Regions from separate parts of the Mus musculus genome. Here region 2 is linked to region 1. Evidence: chromatin loops called from intact Hi-C (ENCODE). Cell type or tissue: heart. All regions are shown on one strand. Links, peaks and the distances in the headings refer to the core of each region. The heading gives the core; the rest is flanking DNA. Region 1 holds the start of F2r (coagulation factor II (thrombin) receptor). Region 2 overlaps Iqgap2 (IQ motif containing GTPase activating protein 2).

Region 1 (9,751 bases), core at 2,870-7,869:
ATGTCACCATGGCTGGAATATATTAGCATTTTTGTTTGTTTGTTTTTTTCAAGACAGGGTTTCTCTGTATAGCCCTGGCTGTCCTGGAACTCACTTTGTAGACCAGGTTGGCCTCGAACTCAGAAATCCACCTGCCTCTGTCTCCTGAATGCTGGGATTAAAGGTGTGCACCACCACGCCTGGCATGTATTAACATTTTAAAAGTTTGGGGGAATATGTAAAAATTAGTATGTAGGGGAAAAAAATCCAGGAAACCTTCATATGTGTTGAACATCCACTAAATACCAGACATGTCCCTTGCTTTTTACCTTATAACTTTATTTTATAAATGATAATTTCGAGGCACAGAGAGGTTAAGTAACTTATTCAAGATCACACAGCTAGTCTGTGGAAGAGCAAGGATTTGAACCTAGATAGGCATGAAGGCTTAATATCCTCTTACCACAATGAATCATCTGTGCTCTATTTTCACTTTTGTTTTTATGCTTATTTTGGGGGTCAAACCTGCCTGTTACTTGGAAATTCTGGGGTTTACTGGCTTTGGCTAGATACAAACCCCTGTGCACAACTCAGCCCTCCTAGGCATACATAGGAAGTGGACAAGCACCCACAGAGATGAGTGAAAAACCTTCTGCATGTGTACATAAGTGTGTACGCATATAATCATGTGTGTGCATGTAGAAGCTGGAGGAGAGCAGCAAGAGTCTTGCCCATTGCTCTGAGCCTTGCTGCATTGAGGCAGGCTCTATCACTGAACACGAAGCTCTCCATTTTGTCTAGGCAGGCTAACTGGCCAGAGAGCTTTCAAGATCTGCCCACTTCTGTCATCCAGTGCTGGGGCTGGGTGCTTGTGATTCAACTCAGAGCCTCCTGCTTGCACACCAAGTCCTCTTACCTACGCAGCGCCTGGACCCTCAGTAGGGAACCTACTCAGCCTCTGGGGACCCTCCAATGCAACCTTTAATAGGATGTTCTGGATGGGGCCTACCTAAGAACAGCAGAACAAATCAGTAAGGCAGAGTTCAAGGCAGAATGTCCTGGAGGCTGCTGCCTCTCTGGCACACCCTGGAGCTTTCAGACAGGCCAGGAGGAGCTGCAGGCAGGCCTGCTACAGGAAGTTATTGTAGCGTTCCCAAAGCACAGGGATATGCACACTAGTCTGTAAGACTCTTGCCCGGAGGCAGGAGACAGATGTGGCGTTAGGATGCTCATGGGCCTCCGTGAAAGCCACTGTGACCCCTGTGGTCTGTTCTCTGCCCTGAGTCACCATCCCCAAGGTTCCTGTCCCCAGAAAGCCACCGTCTATGCTCTAATCAACAGCAAGACATCAAAGACCAACTCAGGATCAGTGTGTCCCAGGGTCCACAGTCCATCCCAGACTTCAGCTGTCCCGCTACCCCAGCCTTTCTGCAGTCAGTGAGCCTGAACTGAAATAACGGACCCTAAACAAGATAGAGATTCATAAATGACACTTCTGAGAAAGCACAGCTCTTCTGGCTAGGCCTTGAGTTTGCTCCTTAGGACGAATCACTGTCCCAGCTATGCTAGGTTAAAATTCCAGCAGAGATTGAGCAATGGCTATGAAATCCAATTGTAGGGGTTGCCACAAGTTTTTAAAATCTTTTTACTTATTTGTAATTATGTGTATTGTGTGTGTGCGTGTGCGTGTGCTTTGTGTGTGCGCGCACATGTATGTGTCTTAGGGGTGGTATGTGCACATGCGTGCGGTTGCTCACAGGGGCCTGAGGTGTCTAGCCGCCTTGAGGCTGGAGTCACATGGGTGTCATGGATGTTATTATGCATATTTCAACTGTGCCACAAAGTAAAATGTATTTCTCACTTATGGCTGGCTAGCAAAACAGACAGACAGACAGAAACAAAACAAAACAGAAACCATGTTTCTGTAATACTCTAAAATCCAATTTGCAACTTGTCACAAACTTTAAATATATATTCTATAGTGTCTTTTCCTAAAGCTGTACAGAATTGCTTGTTGCCATGTGCAACTCATAGATGAGTTTAAGACGGCAAAGTTACCTTTGAAAGCCAATAACACACACAAGGTTACAGGGGATTTGCAGGATATAAGGATGCAGGGATAAACCCTTTACCTCAAAACTCCGGCATCGTAGTGCCTACTTGTATCTCTAGAACCTGAGAGGCTGAGGCAGGAGGATTTGAGTTTAACGCCAGCCTGTGCTGCACAGCAAATCTTGTTTCAAAAAACAAACAGGACTGGAGAGATGGCTCAGAGAGAACACTTGTTACAACAAAAGCCCGAGGGACTAAGTTCCCATCGCAGCACCCATGTATGACTGTTATCCTAGTATGTGTGTGTGTGTGTGTGTGCTCGCACACTAGCACTGGAACTTACTGACACAGGCTTGCACATAACCCCTCCTCCAGCCATGAACTTGTTAACTCTACTGGGTTTAGTAGAGAACTACAGCAAGGCAGGACGTGGGGAGCAGTGAATCCTGGAAAAACACCTGGCTTATAGGGAAAGCCATTTATTCTGTCAGTTCTAGCAAGAGGAAGTAAAAAACTGAATAAAAGAGAGTTACTAAGGAACAAAAGAGATGTGAGCTCCAAACGAAGAGAGTAGCAACATCAGACACCCAGGTTTCTGGTGAACCCCATTATTTTGCGGTCCTTTTGCTTAGAACCCAGCTAAGCTCCAGTTCACCAGGGCAGCAGGAACCGAAGAGGCCCGGGGTGGGGAGGAAGGTGAATGGGAGGAAGATTTTTGGAAAAGAAGCAAGTCCTGGGCTTTAAAAAGAGCAAGTTCACATGACAGACCCAGGCAGGAGCAGCTAGGGCGGGAGGTTCCTACAGAGTAGCGGTTCACGGTTCACGGTTAAGAGGACATGCGAAGTTGAGAAAAGCCGGCTGGTCTGGAGTGACATGGGAGAAGAACCCAGAGCGGGCAACATTCTTGAGGAGCGATTAGAGACTGGGTGAAGTGAGGAATATGTCAGGGGAAGTAGAGCAAGGCTGGGGCCCGTCTTGTACAGGGACCTCTTGCTTCTTGCCAAGGGACTGGGCTTGGCCTAGAGATAAGGATGGCCGTCTCTGAAATCCCAAGGCACTTGGCCACAGTTACCCACAGCCATTCTCTCTTTATGCAGCGGTAAGGAGAAGCAGATTTGTTTTTGGCTGAGTTTGTGAGTTCACTTATTGTCTGTACCCAATGTAGGGGGACCACTCCTATAACTCCCCCCCCCCCTCAAGGCAGGCCACTCAATCTCTCTGGGCCTTATTTTTAGAATCAGAGAAAGGGGATAAATGTCTCCTTATCATACCTATGATCTGTGCTGGCCACATCTCATAGTCTATATTTTAAAAGGCCTGTCCCAAAATAAAAGCGAGGAAGTAACCTAAAGTTATGTGAGCTCGCACCTCCATGTACACTTTGGATCGTCCTCCCCCTCACGGCTGCTGATGATTAAGGTCTAAGGTCGGCTACCCAAACACAGGCAGGCTGGTTAGCTGCTGCTCGGCGTGGGGGCCCTCTGTGGGGCTCTGAGTTTTCCCATGAGCACCACTCAAGCTCACACTGAAGAAAGACAGACAACAGGAAACACCCCACTCTTTGTCACCTCCTAATCCTTACATGTGGGAGCACCGAAGTGCACATTCTTTCAGAGATAACAAAAACTGAAGAAAACCCACTAGATTTTCTTCAGCGTGAAAGGAACGGCTAAAGGTGTCCCTACTAAGAAAGTCGAAACAATTGGGAACTTTACAGGCTACGCCTCTGCTTTGGAGAAAAGAGAAAATATTTGACGAAATAAGTCGACCAAACTAATTTATTTGGTCAAACTGGCAGATATTTAAAAATACACTGTAAGTAACGAATGTCCTTGCGGCAGATGAGAAATTCCATTGAAAAAAACTAAGACTAGATAATTTCTAGGTGCGCCTGATTCTGAAGAGGGGTCCCTTTTCTCCATGCAGAGAAACAGGTTTCCGATAACAAAGACCTACTCCACTCCCTGCAACCAGAAACCTTCATCACCTCCTGGGTACCAGGCCAAGCTGGGGGCTGTCCGGTCTTTATTGTGTGACTGTGAATTTTTTCTTTCACATCGCTTTTCCCTCCTTGTAAATCAAACGAGAAAACGAGTTTCCATCAAAGCAAAAACTTGAGGAGAGTGGTTCCACTGCACACCGAAAGCCCAGAATCACAAGACCCTTTCTTTCTGAAGGTGGTCTTGTAAAACAGGCCACACAATGACAATTAAAGCGACTGTGGAGACCGTTCCGCGGACCCTCGGGCCCCTCTCCGGATCCAACACCCGGTGGCCCGCGGACTGCACCCTCCAAAACCGAGTCCAAAAGAGCATCGGCCGTGCGGGGAGTGGGGAGGATATGGTGCGCCCCACATGGATGTGACTAGGGGAACCTCTAGATCTCGGCCCAAATGACTGTTTGGCTCCTGGGGGAAACTGAGGCAGGGTTGCAGCCAGGAGCACCCCCTCACGGAGCTGGCGCAACCTAAAACTTCTGATAGCTTCCCCCATGCTCACCCACCCGCAGCTCTTACCTGGCTGGCTCATAGGGACGCGGGAAGACAGCAAGGGACCGCACAGGCTGAGGCCGAGGGCGACGATCAGCAAGCGCCGGGGCCCCATTGTCCCAAGGCTGCCCGCGCGGCCCGGCGCCCGCCGTCGCCTACTTCTTTCTGAGTAGCTCGGTCGGAGCCTGCGGGTGACTAGAGGCGACTGCGCGGCCCCTGGGTGAGTATTTGGAGGCGGTTCAGGGGCGTGGGGCGGGGCTCCGCGGGCTGTGCGCGTGCCCGCAGTCTCCGCTCGTGCCCGCAGCCCCTCGCTCCGGAACCCAAGCGGCAGACCGCACCAGATGCTCGCTCCTCCCCAGTCTCCCCTTGTCCCACCCGGTGTGGTTGAGCTGCAAGCCTGGGAGTGACTCAGCCCCTCGGGGTCTTCGGAGAGCGCCTGCGGCCGCTTCAATGACTCTCCTGGGACGTGGAGCAAGGGAAGCGAAGCTAGACGGGGACAGTCCCGTGGTGGTGCTCCAAGTCTCTTCTCCTCCCCGGCGTCTGGCTGCACACAAGTTTGGAGTTTAGCTAAAAGTTGGCTACTGACTTCTGTCCGTCCGTCCCCGTCCCCCGTCCCCCGTCCCCCCGTCCCCCCCGCCCCCCTGCAGTGACAAGGGTGTCCCCAGATATGTGGACAGAGTGCTTGACATTTCTCGAAATTCTTTTATTTTGCGAGCTTAGATGGATCACGTTGAGCCTTTGATCTTCCACACACGAGTGGAAGTGGACCAGGTATCCAGGCGCTGATTCACCAAGCTCTTGCTTACCGAACTCTGCCTCCCCTGGTGACCCAAGCCAGAGCCTCAGCCACAGGCCCCAACGCCCAGGGCTTTCTCACCAGAAAGATGTTGGGTGGGAAGAGGAGGGGTAGCACTGAGGAATTTTAAAGGGTCCTTCCCAGGTCCTTATGGTTTGTGCTTGACTACATTTCAGCGTTAGATATCAAAAGAAGGGGGGGGGTCATGGCTGAGGCCTAGCGAGAGGGAGCCCCAGCTTATTTTGTTTAGAAAGAGTCTAGTGAGGAAGACACCCCGGAAATTAATCCTGGTCCTCTACCCAGTTTCTGAAAGAGCCAGCTCACAGCTTAGCGCTCTGAAGTGCTGTGATTGTCTTAGGGTTTCTATTGCTGCCATGAAACACCACGACAAAAAGGCAGGTTGGAGAGGAAAGGGTTTATTTGGATTATATTTCCATATAAGTGTTCATCGGTAAAGGAAGTCAGGACAGGAACTCAAAACAAGGCAGGACCCTGGAGGCAGGAGCTGAAGCAGAGGCCATGGAGGGGTGCCGCTTACTGGCTTGCTGTTCACGCTTGCTCAGCCTGCTTTCTTACAGAGCTCAGGACCATTAGCCCAGGGATAGTACCACCTACAATGGGCTGGACCTTTCCCCATCAATCACTAATTAAGAAAATGCGGAATCCCAACATTTGGATCAATGCAGAAAACAAGATCAGAGGCCATCTCCTCCCCTTACCCTCAGAGCTGCCTCACAATCTTCCTAAGTTGCTCTGTCAGTTGTGCAATCACCCAGCTAGACAATGCCATGTAAAATCCTTCCCACTGGAATCTTTTGAGAAAGCATATTTTAGGGTAAGTGGGGACAATTAGCACATGTCTGCACACAATAATAACATGGTATCGTTTTCTCACCTCTCTGAAATGCTGTGGGGGTTTTAGGTTCATCGCTTTTATGGACCACAGGCAAGAAAAAGAAAATTGCTGCAATTAACCCAAGGAATACGCTTGTAAGAGATGCTTCAGTTGATTGTAAAGACACTAGAATCAGGGCTGGCGAGATGGCTCAGTGGTTAAGGGCACTGACTGCCCTTCCAAGGGTCCTGAGTTCAAATCCCAGCAACCACATGGTTGGCTCACAACCATCTGTAATGGGATCAGATGCCCTCTTCTGGAGTATCTAAAGGTGGTGACAGTGTACTCACATCTATAAAATAAGATCTTTAAAAAAAAAATGTTTGAGCCAGGCAGTGGTGGCACACGCCTTTAATCCCAGCACCTGGGAGGCAGAGGCAGGAGGATTTCTGAGTTCGAGGCCAGCCTGGTCTACAGAGTGAGTTCCAGGACAGCCAGGGATACACAGAGAAACCCTATCTCAACGCCACCCCCCAAAAAAAAGTTTGAAAAAAAGGACACTGGAATTTTAAATAAAAGTGATAAAACACATGACAAGTTTTTTTGACAGTTCAAAGATACAAAGCATAGACCTTTTTTTTTTTTTCATCCACAGAGATGTTTCTAGACTCTGAAGCCTGAAAGCTAGAGATGCTAAACCCTGTCTGCAGGGGGCTTTCTACCTGTAACTCGTGCCGCATTGCTCCTTAGCATCAGAGTTAATCTGTTCTTTCACATGTCAGGATACCCTCTGTGCATCACTCTTTTGTGCTTCCGGTTCATTGCTGAATATAATGTTGCTTATTAGTCACAGAAGCTGAGATACTGGGACAGACACCGTCATACTGAAATGATTATTAACAAGGGTGTAGTGTATATCGTGTGGATACACTGAATAAAATCATTCATTCCTAAAACCCTGGGTTAGAGTGGAGTAAGTTTGAAAAACTTTAAAAGCTTTTTAAATGTGTTTTGCCTTGCATGTGTTTGTACCACGTGCATGCCTAGTGACCACAGAGTTCAGAAGAGGGCACTGGATTCCCTGGAACTGGAATTATAAATGGTTGTGAACCACTGTGTGGGTATTGGGAACTGAACAAGGCCCTCTGCGAAGAGCAACAAGTGCTCTTAACCCCCGAGCTGTCTATCCAGCCCCTGGAGTCAGTTTTCAGCATCCTCCCTAAAATGGCATTAAAACTTGTATTTTTGGAAAATTTCATTTAATATTTGGCTACTGATGAATTAAACTGTAGAGAGCAAAACTTGAGAAAACAAGAAGTGGCCTTCTGCCTTTGTCTGCGGTCTTCATGATTAATGTTAGGATTCTGTACATTATTCAATAATTACACAAATAAACATATGTAGGTCTACCTACCCTTTAAAAACATTGGACGAGCTGGAGAGAGAGCTTACAAGCAAGAGTACCCGAGTGACGTCCCCCGAACCACTGTGTATGAAAGCTAGGGTGGTACGTAAGTGTAATTCCAGCACTAGGGAGGCAAGCAGAGACATGCGGATCCCTGGGACTCCCTGGCCAAACCGCCTAGCCTACTCAGCGAACTCCAGGCTAGAAGGTGATCCTATCTCAAAAAAAGGTGGGTGGTCCCTGAGGAATGACACTTGAGGTTGTTCAGTGGCCTTCACATGCACTCACACACCTATGTGAACATGCATGATCACACATACACACACACACACACACACACACACACACACACACACGTGCACACACATACACATTGATGGTAGAAATGGTGAGAAGTGTTAAGAGGATGCTTTGGGGAGCTGCTATATTAGAACAAAGTGTACCCTGAAGAAAGAAGGCTCTTGAAACATTGAAGCCATTGCATTCTCCACATATTTCCTCAAGTGTCTCTCAGAATGTGGCAGCAGCACAGCCAGCAAAGGGAAGGGACAGAATGAGATATCTCCTCTCCTTAGCAGTCTCTAAGATTCCTGGATATTCTTTAGAGCTCTCTTTTTAAAATCTTATGTGTACGGTTGTTTTTCCTGCACGTGTGTCTATACACTTGTGTTCATGCAGTGTCTGCAGGGGCCAGAGAGGATATTTAGCTAACTCTGCGACTGAGGTCCACAGATGGTTTGTGAGCTGCCACGTGGGTGCTGGGTACTGAACCCCGGGTCCTCTGGAAGAACAGCAAGTGCTCTCAAGCACTGAGCCATCTCGCCAGCCCCTGATTATGAATTATGAGACCACTTAGAAAGGAATTTGAAAGTACCTTCAGAAGCAATTGTAACTTTTAGCATGTACGAATGTGGATCTCTGGACTCCATCCTGGACCAATGTACTGAAAACGCCCCTGGGCGAGGATGAGCTCTGAGAGCTCCCACACAAATATTTAGAGTAAGACATGGTATTCAGACATTAGCATGGATGGACCCAAGTCAGCGGGAAGATTTAACCCACAGCGCTGGGCTGTGTCTCCAGAGACTTTGATGCAGTTGGTCTGAGGCGCTGCTGCTGCTGCTGTTGCTGGGGATACTTGTGGGCTGTGGGTGGCAGTGAACATACTTTGTCAACCATAGCTTTAGAGAGAGCCAGAAAAACGGACTGTGGTTCCAAATCAGGCATGGTGGCACACACCTGCCGTCTCAGCACCAGAGAGACACAAGCAGGGGAGTTGTAGGTTCTAGGCCAGCCTGTGCTACTACATAGTAAGCCCTTGTCTGAAACAAAATCAAACAAACTAATATTCCACATTCATGTATCCTTCAGTGAACAAAAGTGGTTTGGTTTCAGATCTCTAAGGAGAGCCTGATCTGAGGGTGCCACACCCTTTATATTTAACTGCCTGATATTTGAGGATTATCAAACACCATCCTTTGTGAGACTTGAAATCATCTCTCAGTAGTTGTGGCCAATGGAATGCAAGTGCGGAGAAAAGGACGCCAAGTCCCTCAGCTTTAGTTCTTTGCCACTCACGCCCAACCTTTCTGTCACTTTTATAATGGATGTTCATTCGTTGTGAATGATGGACAAGCTCACCAGGGCTTCCCTACAAAGGAGTCTCAGCTTTACAGCGCCGTTCCCAATGGGATGATTTGCATACACTGGGCTTTTACAGTCCCCATTTTAACTTGCCTGGCACCAAACAGTGTGAGTCATTAGCCATCCTCCCCTGTTGATGGTTTGCACCAGTGTTTAAAAACAAACATGGCATCATCGCGGTGTAAATGTTAATCTCTGGATGTTAGGAGCACTGTTCCTTTTAGCCACTAACTCTACCTGTTTCGGGTATTGTTTCCATGGCTCTATTCAAAGCTCTCCAAAGATAACAGAATATTCTAGGAATTCACCTAGTCATTTCCTTTTATAGCAGCTGGTGGTGGTAATATGAGAGTCCATGTCCCATGAAACCACAGGAAGAAAGGAGAGGCACTTCCTGGTGTGCCTAAGACCTCCACATTCATTCTCCAAGCAAACAGTAGGTTTAAATAAATTCCAAACTAGCTAGGAGGAGACCTGTTTTTGTCTTTTGTTGTTACAAACTTGTATTGGTATTTTAGGTTTAGAAATAGTGTCTCTCATGATGGAATAACA
Region 2 (9,751 bases), core at 2,713-7,712, 48 kb after region 1:
ACCATGTAGGCGAGTACGTCAGTTACTCTTCTGTTGCCATGACACAACATGACCAAGACAACTTATAAAAGAAAACATTTAATTTGGGGTTGATGGTTCCAAAGGGTTAGAGTCACAGCAGGGAACATTTCTGCAGGAAGGCATGGCACTGGAGCAGTAGTGGAGAGCTTAGATGCAGATCAGAAATCAGAGATAGTTAACGGGAAAGGCGTGGGCTTTTGAAGCCTCAAAACCCACCCCCAGTGACACACCTCCAGCAAGGCCACACCCACTAATCCTTCCCAAAAAGTTCTACCAACTGGGGGCCAAGTATTCAAATACATGAGTCAATTGGAATCTTTGTCCTTCAAACCACCACAGAGGCTAGCCTTAAACTTCTGATCTTCATGCCCCTATCTCCCAAGCATTAGAATGGTAGATGTGTTCCACCATGCCTGGCTTCCTTTACATTTTTTATGCATTAAAATTCTTATGCTTTCATTGTAGTAAAAAGAAAAACAAAACCAGAAAAAAACCAAACACCTGCATATAAGCAAGTAAGAAAATAGCACTGATTTTTTCATATCTTATTAATTAACATGCTAAGCCCCTCTGTGTATAGGTGTATAAGCCTCACACACTCATGGGTACAATGGAAATATGTACATCCGAGACCCTCAAAATCCTAGGTATATGCATATACATAACTGATCTTTTTAAAAAATGGGTTATTGGACTGGAGTATAAAAGAAAGGTATAACATGACCATATCAGCAGTGTCGGTAAATACAACTCTGCACTGTCCCTCTAACAGGGACTTACTCCATTATGTGGTATGAATGCATTTACTAAGTAAACCCCAAAGTAAATATTTTGAGTTCCATGACTTCTCACTCTGACAAACAGTGCTATGACAGCCACCTACATAACTCTCTGTGTTTCTCACTTATGTCCCCTTGTAGGGAAACAAAAGCTTGCGCTCTTAGATCACAAACTCCTCCAGAAGAGGCCGAGCCCACCTGCACCAGGCTGCTTCCAGCTACTGAGGAGGAACTGACAAAGGATTTTTGGTCTAGCATTAGAAGCACAAAGAATAAACAAGGAATGGAGTTCTCAGAGCTGAGACGACAGGGAGCAGCTGCTTCTGAGATGTGAAAATACCATTGACTTATGAAGAGGATGCTGGGATCTCACTCAGCCAGCAAAGTGCTGATGCACGAGGGTGGGGACATGCGTGATAGTGCCTGAGACCAGGATGGAGGTCTCCTGGAAAGCGAGGCCAGGGATGCTGGTGAACACTTGTAAATCCCAGCTCTGAGGTGAAGGGGGCAGGTGGGATGCCTGGAGCTCACTGACCTGCCAGCCTCACTGAATTGTGAATTCCAGGCCAGTGAGACATCCTGTTTCCAAAAAGGAGAGTAGAAAAGGTATATCATGACTGCGCGCACACGCACGCACACGCACGCACACGCACGCACATGCACGCGCACACACACACACACATCTAGGAACTTGAACAGCATAGGTTTGTTAAGGGAAGATTACATTTCAGATTAAAAAATTACTTTTGATAGTAACTTTCTTTTTTTCCCCTTAACAGGGCTTAAGACGTGTACACATGAACACAAGGGGTTGCAGAGATGGCTCAGAGGTTAAAAGAACTAGTTTCTCTTGCAAAGGACCCAGGTTCAATTCCAAGCACCCATATTGAGGGCTACAACCATCTATAGCACATATCTGAGGGGACCTGCTGTCCTGTTCTGACCTCTCTGGGCACCAGGTATAAACATACAATGAAGGGTAAAAAAACATACAAACTTAAAACAAAACAAACAACCAAAAATCTTTAAAAATTAATGATTGCAAAGCATGACAAAGCCAGTCACCCCACTGCCCCTGTTACCTGGCTTCTCCAGTCTGCGTTTCCAGTTGGTTCACCCAAGCCTTGTACACCTCCACAGGGTTGGTGTTAATGACCAGGGCCTTGTCCTCAATGATCTCTTTCACCACTGGTGCCAGGAGCTGGCGCAGGGTGTTCTGTCCCCGGGCGCCTCTGTTGAAGCTGACAACCATCTTGATGACTGTAGGGTTGCCTGTCACTATGTCTTGTACCTGGTCCACCTTTGATCTGGGAAAGCCCAAGTCAAAACAAGATGGTTGACTTCTTTGGAGAGAGGTTTAAACAAGATAGACTATCCAAGGCACCTAAGAGCTTTGTTAAGTGTCTTAATCAGGGTTTCTATTCCTGCACAAACATCATGACCAAGAAGCAGTTGGGGAGGAAAGGGTTTATTCACCTTACACTTCCACATTGCTGTTCATCACCAAGGGAAGTCAGGACTGGAACTCAAGTAGGTCAGAAAGCAGGAGCTGATACAGAGGCCATGGAGGGATGTTCTTTACTGGCTTGCTTCCCCTGGCTTGCTCAGCCTGCTCTCTTATAGAACCCAAGACTACCAGCCCAGAGATGGCACCACCCACAAGGGGACCTTCCCCTTGATCACTAATTGAGAAAATGCCTTACAGCTGGATCTCATGGAGGCATTTCCCCAACTGAAGCTCCTTTCTCTGTGATAACTCCAGCCTGTGTCAAGTTAACACAAAACTAGCCAGTACATGGAGTTTTATTTTTCTTCATATGAAACAGAATTAATACGGTTGCAACATAAGCTGCCACTTATAAGATGTGCACTTCTTACCCAAGCAACTCAAGGCCTGGAAAATTAAGCTACAGCTTCAGTCTCATCCTACAGGGAGGAACAAGCTGCAAATGGACGACGACTAAGATAGTGGGTGACCCTGTCCTTCTGCTCACCCCGGGCAGCCCTGTCCCTCTGCTCACCACAGGCGACTGTCCTTCTGCTCACCATGGGTGGCACTGTCCCTCTGCCCACCATGGGCAGCACTGTCCCTCTGCTCACCATGGGCGACCCTGTCCCTCTGGTTCACCTCATTTTGAAGTTTTTCTTGGGTGAACAAATTGCCTCAATGTCTTCAGATGCCCTTTAAGGTCACTGCCATGTGGCATCTGGCTGCATCCCATAGCTGAGCTGCCTGACTCTGAAGACCTCCTCTGTCTAAGACTAACTGTTCAGCAGAGATCGCAACCTCTGCCCTACTTGCTGAAGATGCTGCTACTCAGAATTAGAAAGTAATGCCTCTCATTAACTTTCCATAAGTTTTCACTTGTGGGAGGCGGAGACAATCAAAGCTGATTCGGTTGGATCTCTGGTAGGAGAAATCTGCAGCTAACAATAGCTCCAAAAAACTTGAAATTCAACTATCAATCAAAATTCCACTTCAGTCTGACAGACCTTGATGCATTTCGACAGTATTTTGAATGGAATTCTTAAAGTTATGTGTGTCAGCCTGAGCTAGCCCACCGCTATCATGAGCACCTGCCTTGGTGCTTTCTCGTGGGCTTTATACCTACTTGATTTCTTCCTCCAGCGCAGTTTTGAAGAGCTTGAGCAACAGGTATTCTTCCCTCTGGTTAGAGGCGTAATTGTATAGAGTGAAGATAACCGTGTCCATGAATTTCGTCGACTTGTTCTGTGGCATCTGGAAAATCAGCTTAGCCAGGTATGAAGGTTTGGTCTACAAGAGAAGGTGGGAGCCGTCAGCTAGAGGCTGATGTCTACGAAAGCAGAGCGTGGCATCTGATTCTCGGCTCTCCCGTGACTGAATGTGTCGTGAGGAACAGATGGGTCCTAGCACACAGCCTCTGGCAGAGATCAGCTAATATTATACAATGACAGTTTAGGAAGCTACATTGAAACATTATAACATGTTAGTGCTGCTTATTACATGGTTTGTTTGCTATAGTCGTCTTTTATACATTTTTGTACTTTTAACGACATATAATGTTTATTAGAGAGACACAGAAGAGGAGGTGGGCCCATAGAATCTGAACTGAGGAGAAAGGAACAGACTGAAGTAGCCAAGCTGGCCTAGAAAGATTGACAGGTAAACAGAAGGAAATACACACCATCTGTGCCTAGAAGGAGAAAGAAAAGGCCCTGCTTACACATGGAGACAGTGAGCCAGCCCGCCATGACATTCTCCAAAGAGGGAGAAAGAATAAGGCTGGGGAGGGTGGGGGTGGGGTCAGAATAGCCAACAAGAGAAATTCCAGAAAGAACATGAGTCAAAACAAGGACCCACCTGCCCCCAGCCCCCCCCCCCAAGAATAAAAGGAGTTCAAGAAATTGACAGGAATTTAAAGACAACAGAGTTCCAGAGAAGAGAGTGAAATTAGAGCCAGCCTTTGGTCTAAGCGTCTTCCTCTGGCAGCTTTGCCGGCTGGACCAAAGTTAAAGGAGAAAATATAGTGTATACAGAGAGAGAGGAATTCACACAGAAAGATGGGCCACTCTTCTTCTCACTGCTCGTGAGAAAAGACAATGGTCAATGTTAGTATGCTTGGCAGCTAAGACTCACTCAGGATGCCCTAGCTGCGTGGCCTGAAGGTTTCCAAGAAAAACCAGATCCTGGTTTCTGTTGCTACTCTAGTTTTGAGATCAGAGTGTTGGGATAAAGTTCTGTGCATAAAATACCCTGGACTCTATTTTCTTTTTAATTTAAAAACTTTTTTTTTAAATGTGTGCGTCTGCTTGCCTGCATGTGCACTTTATGTGCAGGTGTTGGAGACCACGAGAGGGTGTCAGATACCCCAGAACTGGAGTTACACATACCCCAGAACTAGAATTACAGACGCCAACTCAAGTGGATGCTGGGAGCCAAACCTGGGTCATCTGCAGTGCTCTTGGCCACTGAGCCATCTCTCCAGCCCAGGACAATGTTTTCCTAGACTGCTAGCCTCTTTTCTACTGATAACTAAATGTAGGTATCATGGTTTTAAAAGAATTTATTTCCCCGTGTAGCTCGTGCTAGAGACACAGACCTAAGCACGTCCTCTCCTGGCTGGACAGCTGTGGAGAAGAGTCCCGACTAACGTGTGATCATAGGGCGACAGGAATCCAGGCCATTTTCTTTCCTACCATTTCATCACTGGCCTTGGACTCAAGGAGAGGTAAAGGCCTGGACTACAAGCAGCTGAGGAGTTCCTCCGACTTAAACACTCAGCCACGGCTTGACCACTACTCTAAATTGGATAAGCAAAGCATCTCTGCTTAAGGTGGCCACAGTGGAGGTGGCGGTGGGGGCGGGGGGGGGGCAGGGGGCGGGGAGCAGGGAGCGGGGAGTGGGGAGGGGCTCTTCCTTTAGGGAAAGGTTGCAGGTCAGGAGTGAATTGCACAGGCAAAGGTAAAAGCACGGATATTTTTCCTCCTATGCTGCCACATAGTGGCCATCAGAGGCACATATATCCATTTGAAGTCATTCTCCAATCTGTTATTTAGTACTTTCCGTGGGGCTCTTGCATGCAGTGAGTTCTTCTAAGTATCCGATCCAGGGAACAACAAAGGTTCAGGCACCTGCAGGCCTGGAGCCACACAATGAACTACTACTGGCCCACCTCTTTGAGGGTGGGTGGTTTTCCTGCTGGTGTGGAGTCTGCTGCTAATGGCTTGTACTTGCCCAGGTCCCTCAGTGTGTAATCAGATTGTCAACAGGGAACAAACCAATAGCCAGCCCATCAAAGTCCAACCATAATCCGGTACCCTGGATGCCATGTCAAATTATGACTCATTCGGCTCAGAAAATAATGCCATGAAAATAATGACGTCAAAATAGTCCCACCTCTCTGGCTCTGGCTCCCAAAGGAGGAGGTCTGTCCCTGGCACAGATTTGCTTTTCTAGTGACTAGTTTTGTCATCGGTTGACATGAAACCTTTAATGGCATGCTGAGGTCATCATGATGAACTTCACGTTGCTTCTGCACATCACTGAGGTACAGTGCAGTTGTGAAGGGAGCGAGCCTGAAGGCTAACTGCCTGCATGCTGCCTACTGTTTATTGGTTGGGTCTGAGGTTTTTCATCTGCAGTATGGGAAGAATGCCATTCCTTATCCTGATGCTCAGGGCTAGGTCAAGAATTCAATGAGTTACTCTACATAAAGCACCTAACGTTAACGGTTAGTACTTAGTAAAGCATTTCCTAAGCTATTATTATAAATGTTATACAAAGCTGTTATTATGATGTTCACATAGAGCATGTAACTAAGCTGTTGGCTGGAGCATGGGCGAGGATCCATAGTGGGAAGCTTGTTGTTTATCCACAAGCCAGAGTGGAGGAGAAGCTCGCTCACCTGGAGGAGGTAGAACAGTTGCTGGTAGGTCTCCAGTGTTTTCCGTCTCTCCTTACTCAAGCTTTTAATTCCCTTGTTGTCAGTGTTATTCAGTATTTCTATTTCACCACCTTTTTTCTTATTCAGCTTTTTTCTGTGTGAGATTACATCCTGTGAAGAATTTTATGACATCGTTATTTTTACCTTGGTACACTTTATCATTTTCCTACACACACACACACACACACACACACACACACACACACACACACACACACACACACACACATTCTGTCTCTGTCTCTGCCTCTCCCCCCCACAACCTCCTTGGGTTTGAATAGGATGGCCCCCATAGACCTCAAGTGTTTGAATGCTTGGCCCATAGGGAATGGCACTATTAGGAGGTGTGGCCTTCTTGGAGTCAGTGTAGTCTTGCTGGAGGAAGTGTGTCACTGTGGGAGTGGGCAATGAGGTCTCATATACTCAAGCCCTGCCCAGTGTGGAACACATTTTTCTGTTGCCAGTGGATCAAGATGTAGAACTCTCGGCTCCTCCAGCACCACGTCTGCCTGCATGCTGCCATGCTTTCTGCCATGATGAAATGGACTGGACCTCTGAAACTGTAAGCCAGCCCAATTAAAAAAAAATTTCTTTTTCTTTAAAATAAGAGTTGCCTTAGTCATGGCGTCTCTTCACAGCAATAAAAACCAAACCAAGACCCACCACAACGTGCATTTTCTGTTTCCTTCCCCTGGAAACAAAGGAAGAGGGGACCTTGAAATTAAATTAAATTGAAGAAGTGCCCCTGGTAGATGAGTTCAGGCTTTGCCATAGGCTTTATCCAAAGCTGTACTTGTTTGCTCTCAGGATTTAATGCAGGCATCAGAAAATTAAATGAAGAAAGAGTACTCTTTTTAAAAACATGATGGTGGAACAGCTAGATACTTACATCCTCCAGGAAAGAGTCAGACCCCCTACCTCACAGCACAAGAACCTCAAAACAGAAACACACACAGGAGCAGAAATGACCAACCCCGAGAAAGGAAAACTAGCCAGCAATTTTGACTTTGGACTGAACAACGGATTCTCCACTATAATACAATATAAGTTACAAAAGGAACAACAAAATCAGCCATCATCAAAGCTAAAAAGTTTCATGACTTTCCAGGATGAGAGAAAATGCCTGCAGATTAGAGAAACATGCTCTTTTTCTTTTTCCTTTTCTTTCTTCTTCTTTTTCTTTTTCCTTTCCTTTTTCTTTTCTTTTCAAGACAGGGTTTCTCTGTGTATCCCTGGCTGGCCTGGAACTCAGAAATCCACCTGCCTCTGCCTCCCGAGTGCTGGGATTAAAGGCGTGTGCCACCACCGCCCGGCTTAGATGCTCTTGCAACCAAAAACTAGAAAGACTCAGAACTGAAATGCACAAAAAGGACTAGAGCTGGCACTTCCTGCATAAGATGTAAGATACACACATGGCTAAGAAGCACAGACGCTCAACGTTAATTTTGTTCTTGTTGTTCAGGGAGCATGTCAAAGTTTTCTTTTCCTGAATTTCTTCACAAAGTTCCCTTTGCTGATAGAAGTCATATTATTCAGGTAGTGTCTTTTCTGCTGTTCTACTGTAAGCCATCGCCTTGTCCCTAGTCTTCCAGGACACCTTTTAGTGGTTACATAGTATAGACGTCAGGCTGAATTCATGGTTGAAGTAGTTAATCTTCGGGGCAGCCTAGGGGGACTCCTCTGGCATGTCAATGAGGGTGTTTGCAGGGAGATGTAGACAAGGAGGGAAGATCCATCTTCAGTGTGATGGCACCAGCCCAGAGGCTGGGGCCTCAAAGGAAATAAAATAGAAAATGGGGCCAGCGGACCAGCACCCACGTTCCCCCTCTCTGCTTCCGGCATGTGGAGGCAGTGAGCAGCTGCCACACACTCCTGCTGCCTCAGCCCCACCCGGCAGCTGTCATGGCCTCGATGGACTGTACCCGCAAACTGTGAGCCAAGAGGAACCTGTCCCCAAAACTAAATTTTCAAAAGCAGAAAGAAAAGTTACTAATTCCTTGACTAATTCATTGTGGTTTCTGGTGGATGACAGAGGTTCTGCTCTTGTAGGATGATTGAATGATCTTGAAGGTAGAAATTTTGAATGGCTTTCTGCTCATTCATATAGGTGTGTTTGTAAGTACTGGAGCCTGGAATCGAGGTGTTCTGCATATATGCACAATGTATTTTTCCATACACAAAATTGTCTAGGATTGTTGCAGCTGCTGTGTGCATTGGGAGCAGACCACACTTGTCCTGCATTTTGCAGGGACTTGGACACGAGGCTCTGACTGCTCCACCCTTCAATGTATCAGGATCATCTGTAGCCTTCTTATCTCAGTCAATAGTGATTCTGGGAAAAGACCCGAGTCCCTGGCAGCCTTGCTGTGCTGCCTGCTGTCATCAGGCTGATGTACTTTCCTATTAGTACATTTCATATGTATTTCATACCTAATATTTCGTATTAGAACGGTGAAATACTTAACACAAAGGCCTTGGCTTTATTATAAAGGTATGTATGGGCATAGGTTTTATCATATGAGAGTTTCATTTCAGAACCTGTACCACCTTGAAGGATGCCAATCTTGTCAGCGTGGTTAAAAAGATTTACAAATACGTCATAGGCAAGGGGCATGAAAATGAGTAACTTATAACAAAAAATGATAAACCTTGGGCAATATACGCAAAATTCCCAAAGCGCTTTCCTGAACCAGTCCTCCTGAGCACACACACACATACACACACACACACACACACACACACACACACACACACACACACACACACACACACACACACACTTCTCTCCTGGGAGCTGAGGGAGGGGCTCACTGCTCTCTGACCTCCAGCGTAATCCTGTTCTTCACCAGCAGTCCAATCTTGATGTCCATTAGGTTCAAGTCCTTCTCCAGCTGCTGATTGGCCCTGATCTTCGTCACTACTTCTTCTCGTAGCCTGGCTACCTCCAGCTCCTCCTGGAAATCCAAGTCACTCTGGTCCAACAGGTACACGAACTTTCGGATTACTGTTAATGGTGGGTTTTCGGAGCCAACTGTGGGGAGAAGAGCAGGCATATTTCAATTCAGGATTATCATGAGCAGGATAAGCAGCTGGCTCTGCAATTAAAATATTACTACAAAAATACGCCAACCAACATATGCAGTCTGTGGTGTGGCTCATTCTCCATCAGTGAGAGCCAGATAAGCAAAGCCACATAAACAAATGCACAAAACTGATAATGCCTGGGCCCCACTGTGTTCTATTTATCTAATTCTCACTAGCCAGCCCTCCCCCGACTGTCACCAGGCTCAGACACTGAACAGACAGTACTATCTACGTCTTATTGATGAGGAAAGAAAGTTAACCAGCAGACCTTGGCTCTAAGACCTGGTGGCTGAACCAGATAGATTAAAATTCTGGCTGCCAGGAGCAGGAAGCAGTTTCTCTCAGCACAAAGGATCTCTGGGAAGGAGCCAGAATTAGGCAAAAACCAACAAGGAAAGACAAAGAAGAGGGGCCTCTAAGAGCCAAGCAGGAATCATCCCA

The links. A loop is a pair of places that touch in the nucleus more often than their neighbours do. Peaks named below come from ENCODE experiments on the same cell type or tissue, not always from the same donor. Only the 100,000 strongest peaks of a DNase experiment are listed, where the experiment ranks them.
Region 2: a loop joins it to region 1, with 3 times the contacts of the local background. A loop is called at or near these places in 5 of 42 quality-filtered maps.

The regions. Positions count from the first base shown.
Region 1 is chr13:95,613,741-95,623,491 of GRCm38, forward strand. F2r (coagulation factor II (thrombin) receptor) reads right to left here and starts at 4,726. Exons shown (of 2, transcript NM_010169.4): 1 at 4,547-4,726. The coding sequence starts at 4,634. In heart, for the core only: no CTCF peak of the experiment used is centred there; DNase peaks (open chromatin) are centred at 2,925 and 4,781; H3K4me3 peaks cover 2,659 bases; H3K27ac peaks cover 3,509 bases.
Region 2 is chr13:95,662,181-95,671,931 of GRCm38, forward strand. Iqgap2 (IQ motif containing GTPase activating protein 2) reads right to left here. Exons shown (of 36, transcript NM_027711.1): 21 at 9,049-9,257; 22 at 6,188-6,337; 23 at 3,413-3,576; 24 at 1,883-2,107. Among named protein-coding and RNA genes, the nearest start is that of Gm33074, 5.1 kb to the right of the region's middle. In heart, for the core only: a CTCF peak has its summit at 5,305; no DNase peak of the experiment used is centred there; H3K27ac peaks cover 608 bases.